Regions from separate parts of the Homo sapiens genome. Here region 1 is linked to region 2. A link is a contact called in ENCODE Hi-C data. All regions are on one chromosome and are shown on one strand. Each heading gives the region's core, a stretch centred on a gene start or an enhancer-like site at or near the end of the contact. The rest is flanking DNA. Distances are from core to core; before and after follow the strand shown. Region 1 overlaps DOCK10 (dedicator of cytokinesis 10). Region 2 has its middle 63 kb from the start of MOGAT1.

What was found. A loop is a pair of places that touch in the nucleus more often than their neighbours do. Pooled maps may share reads with other maps.
Region 1: a loop to region 2 is called in a map with no recorded cell type, with 4 times the contacts of the local background. The contact joins two enhancer-like sites. A Hi-C loop is called at or near these places in 2 of 37 single-sample maps with no recorded cell type and 1 of 50 pooled maps.

The regions. Positions count from the first base shown.
Region 1 is chr2:224,929,497-224,932,765 of GRCh38, forward strand. It overlaps DOCK10 (dedicator of cytokinesis 10), which reads right to left. Exons shown (of 56, transcript NM_014689.3): 2 at 2,053-2,172. Among named protein-coding and RNA genes, the nearest start is that of MIR4439, 79 kb to the right of the region's middle. Within about 2 kb of position 1,580, at least 6 of the 41 ENCODE cell types and tissues checked have a DNase peak (open chromatin) inside an H3K27ac peak, as active enhancers do.
Region 2 is chr2:222,732,523-222,736,003 of GRCh38, forward strand. No RefSeq gene overlaps it. Among named protein-coding and RNA genes, the nearest start is that of MOGAT1, 63 kb to the left of the region's middle. RefSeq lists a silencer at 1,568-1,862. Within about 2 kb of position 1,574, at least 7 of the 41 ENCODE cell types and tissues checked have a DNase peak (open chromatin) inside an H3K27ac peak, as active enhancers do.

The sequences.
Region 1 (3,269 bases), core at 330-2,829, 2.2 Mb after region 2:
TGGCTTTGAGAAATGGGCAAGGACCACATCTCGAAGCAGGCATTGGGTCATGCCGAGGTGATTGCACTTCATTTTGAAGGCAGTGGGGGAGCCACAGAAGGGTTTTAAGCAGCCATGGAATAAAATAGTTCAGTGTATTTATTGGAATGTTCACACTGGAAAAACAAAGAGTTATTCTTGTATTGTCTGTTACGCTGCCAAGAATGATAAAGATCAAGGAGTAATCAGAGACACTCCTCAATTTAAATGAGCATGGGAAGATGCCAAAACTTTACAGCCCATCTACCTGCATCCTCCACTCTCTTTTTGAGCTGGGAGGCCTTGAAGTAGCATTTGACATATTTTTGAAGGACATAACTAGGAGAAAAGATGCTCCTGGATTCATGATTTTTGGTGGTGTTTGACATAAAGAGGCTGTTCAAGGCTGGACGTGGTGGCTCACCCCTGTAATCCCAGCACTCTGTGAGGCCGAGATGGGTGGATCACTTGAGGTCATGAGTTCAAGACCAGCATGGCCAACATGGCAAAACCCCATCTCTACTAAAATTACAAAAATTAGCCGGGTGTGGTGGCATGCACCTGTAATCCCAGCTACTTGGGAGGCTGAGGCAGGAGAATCACCTGAACCCAGGAGGTGGAGGAGGTTGCAGTGAGCCAAGAATATGGCACTGCACTTCAGCCTGGGTGACAGAGTGACACTCGGTAAAAAAAAAAAAAAAAAAAGAAAGAAAGAAGAAAGAAAGAAAGAAAAAGACTGTTCATCAGGTTAATCTTCAGTCTGAAAAATGAAAATGAGGATGTGGAATTTAAAAAAATGCGGTTTAACTTTATGCTTGCAGTTCAACTTCCAGTGGCCTAGTCCAACCACGGAAATGAGATCTCTGCACGAGATAAGTCTCTCTCAAAATGTGCCAGCACTCAAGTGGAAGCCGTTTAAAATTTTGAAAAACATTGGAAGAGTTTCTTTCTTTCTGTTTACAAATCTGTCTCCTTTTTTCCATGATTCTTCACACTTGAAACAGAAAATCATTAACTTCCATATACCTTCTTTTTCATGAATCCATGGAGGAAGGTGAAAAAAAAAAAAACTCTTTAAAAGCCAGAAGCCAGACCTGCCCTCAAAGTAAGAGAGAAAATGGAAGTTTGAGGCTGCTTGAGGAATGTGTGGGCACTGAGACCCATGCTCCCTGATAGAGGTTTGCATGGACAATGGCTGTTTCACAGGGATACCCTTCAGCTGCCTTTTTATTTGCCTTAAGATGTTGAAGTTTGTGATGTCTGAGACCACCTTTCTTTTAGGAAGAGACAGGAAAGTTTAATAGCTGCCCATTGAGATCTCTGTTTGACAGTTAGATATTAGATCACAATTTAAAAACATTTAAGACCACAAGGTAACAGTATTTTATGTTTGGAACATGTGGGTGCTCACCATCCACAACTTTGTGTTTGTCTCCAAAGCGAATTTCCTTTTCATTCATTATCTCTACTATCCTCAGAGGCTGTCTGTGTGGTAGTGTGCATTGTCCTAAAGGGGACTATCTGAGACCGCCAATCTCTCCATGAAGATGTTCTAGCCTACCTTTCTTTGCCCCCAGGTGTCAGTATCTCCTTATGAAAGACAAACCAAGATTAAGGGTGATTTTTAAGAACTGCATCTTTTGTGCTAATGGAGTCCTGTCTTTGCCATTGGTTGGTTTCAGTTGCTTGGAAGCTTTCAGTTAGAAATGGCTGAGGGAGGAAGTGCTCTGTGAGTCCAGGTAAGGCAGTGGTTAGAAACCCAGACATTGGCAGGCACACGAGTGCCAGCTGGAACCGGGCAGTGTCCTGGGCCTCCTCCCAGTCCCCAGTGGCCACTGACTCACTCAGCCTCCAATCTTTCAACTTGAGGGGGCCCTGGGGTACTTTCTATTATAGGATGTGAACTCCTGCTGCAGAGACTGAGATGTAGGGTGGCCACAGGGAGGCCTGGACTCTCTGAATCTACAGGGAAAGACAATGACCCAATGTGTAGGGCCCTCCTGAATCTAAATGGCTTGAGAAGAGAAGACTTACTGAAAAGTCATCACTGGGGAAGAACAAGAGATCTTGAAGAGGATCATTCCGGTAGGTCTTTTCAAGTTCTTCAATGACAGTCTCATAATCCAAAGGCTCGAGAAGCCTAGGCTTTTCTTGCTGTAGAAAAAGAAAATATGGTATTAATCACTGACATACACCATCTCCCTTTTCTATGCCTGGTTGGATTTCATCTCTTAGTTATCATTGAGGCTTTAACACTGCACAATCCTTCCAATGCAGTCACAGAGACTCCAGGAATTTAGGGCAAAGCCACACACCTATTATTTCCAGATTTGAAATAATATGAGAAAATCCTAAAATACCTGATATCTCCCTCAGAAATTCAAGCTGTTCTTATTGAGTCCCCAAGGCTCATGATACCCAGCCCTATCACATCCACAGAATAGATGTTTATGTAAATTTTATCTTTGTCAACATGAAGAAAGACCTTCTGCTTACTTGCTACGGTATTATGATGATTATCATCATTTCTTCTGAATTAGATACTTCCTCATGAGTTCTGTTGGGTCTATTTAAAAATGTTGGCACCTTGTTAGCAATGAAAGTATCACAGGCACTCTTGGTTGTCACGAACACATGGATCCTGTGTCAGGATTAATTGCTTGGCTCTGAGCCTCTTTGTCTCTACAGAGACAAGCTAGGTCATTTTCTAATAGAACTGAACGACAGGACTATTATGGATGCAGTGTGATGAAAATGGATAAGTGAAAAAATAGCCCGATAATCACATTGCATTAGATTCCTGAAGCCAAGAGGGAATGTGCTCCCCTCAAAGAAGCCCCTCATAGTGCCAAAAATAAAAATAAAATAGAGGGAGAAATGTGACAGTTTCATTATAGGGTTGATGTGTTTGTTCCAATTGTACAGAACTCATAAGGTGAGAAAAGTGGACCCTCCCTCGCCGCAAAACACAACAAAATCCAAAACAGAAAACCAAAAACACAATCTGCATCCTCTAACCCTTTTGATGAAGCATTTATGCAACCTAAGTGAAAAGCGGTGGTCCTCTGGGTTATTTTGGGGCTCCTAGAAGCTTGAGTGGTTCCTACAAAATTTGAACGCTAAAGTGATCCCATAAGTGAAAAAAATTATTATTTTTCTTTTTCACGTAAGTGACATCAACAGATACTTCCCCACCAAACTCTTCCTTCCCCACACTCACACATGCCACCCTTCCTCATTCTGCAAAGTAC
Region 2 (3,481 bases), core at 324-2,823:
TAGTAGAAGCCTCTATATGACGTGATCAGTGTGAGATTACTGTCGAAGCACTAGGGCGAAAAGGCAATTTAAAGGAAACTTGGACTTAAGACCTGAGACATTTGAAAGAATCCTGGAACTTTCCTGGGGGAAAGTGGGAATTCCTATTTTAAGAAATCTGAGCAAACTGTTATAGGCCAAGCTGCCAAATGTCTGTAGAGGGTTGGCAGGTGTTGTAGAAACTGCAGATCCTCTGGTTTTTAAAATTTTGTTTATATACTTGAATAATAGGAAGTCAGTTTGTTTGGATAATATCTGGAAATGAGACTTTTCTTTTTAAGTTATAACAGAAATACTTTGCATAGCTTTAGTCAAACACTAGTAATTGACTCCTCAGAAAACCCCCTCCCATCCCCCCAGCTGGTGTCCCATTAAACGAGTTGGATACTTGCTTTCTCTGTCTTCCTCTCAGCCAAGAATGCCCATGTGACCTAGTTTTGGCCAATGAGATATAAGGGAGTCTGCTTAGGGGCTTCTAGATGTTTCCTCCTGCCTGATGGGAGGTTAGTGCACAAGGAGAAAGATTCTGCATCCTGCTTTTGAACAGTGTGATGATATCATTTTGGAGCTGTCTGTGGTCATCTTAGCAAACCATGAGGGCAATTCCAAAGGAGTTATGAAGACAACAGTCCAAAACCCTGGCATCGATATATCCCAAACAAACACCAGTAACTAACTTAGGTGTCCCTGTTATGCAAGAGCAATATAGCCAAGATCAATCTGGTTTTCTGATGTTTGCAACCAAAAGCATCCCTACTCTCACCATTGGTCCGAATATGCCATTGGGTTATTTTTACAAATGATATCGTGGTCTCAGTGATTAGGCAGTATTGAGTGAAGGGAGGTAAAATGATTTACTCACATCAATGTGATCATTCCATTCAATTCATACTTTTGTAAGACAGTTTATAATGGAGCCCCTGAAGAGGTGTGCCTTGACACACAGATGTTGCAAGTGCGATGAATTTTTGACCCCTCAATCCTGGGGGTTAGCAAGAGAGGACTGGAGTAGCAGGAGTCTCTAGGGCTACCAGAGTCCCAGAGCAGTGAAAACTCCCTCTGGGCCTCTTTACCTGTTTACCCAAATCACTGTGCAAATCTAATCCTTTCCTCACAGTGCTGTCAAGTCAAATATGCCAGGAAGCCATACTCTGGGATTTACTTATGGCATTTATGTGCATTCTCTCTCTCTTGGTTTTCACAGAAGCATTCTGAAGTTATTATTAATCTCATCTTCCAAATGCAGAAATTGAGATTTAAATCTCAGCGCCCCAATCCGTACAGCCATTTGGTAGCAGAGTCAGAATTTGGAACTAGGGCTCCAGACTCACTCTCCTGCTGCAGAGAATAAGCATCCTTATTATTCCCAGCTCCCCATTCTCATTATACACTTTCCTCTGAGCGTACCTGACAATGGTCGACTTTCATTGCTGAGAGGGGGTGGCGGGAGGAGGAAGCGAATGGGGTGATGTGATGTAAGCCAGGAGAACGAGGGTGGCTCAGCCAACTCAAATCTCTTTGTTCATGGTTTGTGAAGATGTGACAAGACCAGAGAAGCCAGAACAGAAGATAGAGGCCACATTGTTCTGCTGGCCTGGGGCCGAATGTACTTCCTCACCATGTGTTTCTTTAGCCTCCTGAACTTTGCTCGATGGCATTGTACTGGCCACTGTGCCAGCTGCTCAGGGTGGGAAAAAGAAGGAAGAGTTTGCGTGGGAGCAATCTGGGCTATGTCCCAGCATATGTGGCATTTCTGCTTGTTTCTTTAACTTCCAGAGCTGTTTGTCTGAGACTTTCAGCCCTGGGGCTACTACTGGTCAGAATGTTTTATTTCCACTTGTGAACCAGGATGGTGGGGATCTGGAAGAGAACTAGAGGCATCTGGGGACCAGAGGGTTAGTCCAGCCTTCTCCAGGATGAATCCATTTCCCCAAATCACAAAACCAGTTAGTGACAGAGGCAAGAAAGGGACGAAATTCTCCCCCAAGTTAGTAGAGCTGGCTCAGGGAGAGTCCAGTTTGGAAGCCGCTTCCTGGATGTGTGACCCTGGCCAAGAAACTTCTCTCCAAGCTGGAGGTTCTCCATCTGTAAAGTAGGGATTATAAAAGTGCCTTTTCTGTAGGAATGAAAGAAGTAGTTGAGGTTATTCATGTAAATAGCAAACTCTACTGCCTGAGCACACAGGATGTGCTGAAATGTTTGGTTTCTATTATTACTGATTCCTAGACAGCTTCTCTCTGTTCAGTTTTGCAGCTCTTTAGTGTGCTAATAGCTAACTGTGAGGATCACAACAGAAAGTGTTCCATTCATCAAAACACACTTAGAGCTGGGCTAAGTAACTCATATCTGTAATCCCAGCGCTTTGGGAGGCTGGGACTATAGGTGTGAGCTACTCAGCCCAGGTCTAAGGAGTTCAAGACAGTCTGTACTAAAAATACAAAAATTAGCCTGGCATGGTGGTGTGCGCCTGCAATCCCAGCTACTCAGGAAGCTGAGGCAGGAGAACCACTTGAACCCAGGAGGTGGAGGTTGCAGTGAGCCGAGATCGTGCCACCGCACTCCAGCCTGGGTGACAGAGTGAGACTCTGTCTCAAAAAAAAAAAAAAAAAAAAAGAAAAAGAAGTAGAAAAAGAAAAAGACCAGCCTGGGCAACATAGACTCTATCTCTGTAAAAAATTGCCAGGCATGTGTGTGTGTGTGTGTCTGTGGTTCCAGCTACTCATGAGGCTGAGGCAGGAGGATCACTTGAGCCCAGATGCCTGAGGCTGCAGGGAGCTGTGACCATACCTCTGCACTCCAGCCTGGGTCACAGAGTGAGATCCTGTCTTAAAACAAACAAAAAACCAAAATCAAAACCAAAAAAACCCCCTCACTTTACTGTATGTAAGTTATAACTTAATAAAATTGAATTTGGTTTTATGTTGAAGTATTTATTCTATCACAAACCATCAAGCCTCATTAAAAACATGTAACGCTGTCATTTCAGCAGATCCTTACACAATTATAGCTGCAACTGAAACCATGACAGCAAAAGGTATCAGTTTAGAGGGAACTGAATTTTTTAAAGTGTTTTAACATTAGTCTAAGTGTAGGTGTAATGGATGTCAACTTGAGTGCAGTTATAGATATTTGCCCAGAGTATTGCTTAAGTCTTCTAAAAATCTCAGTATCCAATTTAAAAAATGTGCCTTGTGGTTAAACAATGATTGTTTGGGGGGCTTTAAGGAAATTGCTTATTTTTCCCTTGCAGCTTATATGCTTTTCCTTGCCCAAAGATTTGAACAGTTTTTAATGAACTCCAGACTTTATTTCTCTAAAGCTTTGTAAAGTCAGAATACATTTTCCTGCTTTCCCCTTCACCCAAGCAGAGGTGACCTGGCTCCTCGGGAACCTGGTGTCAATGGTGGCTCTCTCATGGTGGCATCAAGATCTACCCTACATT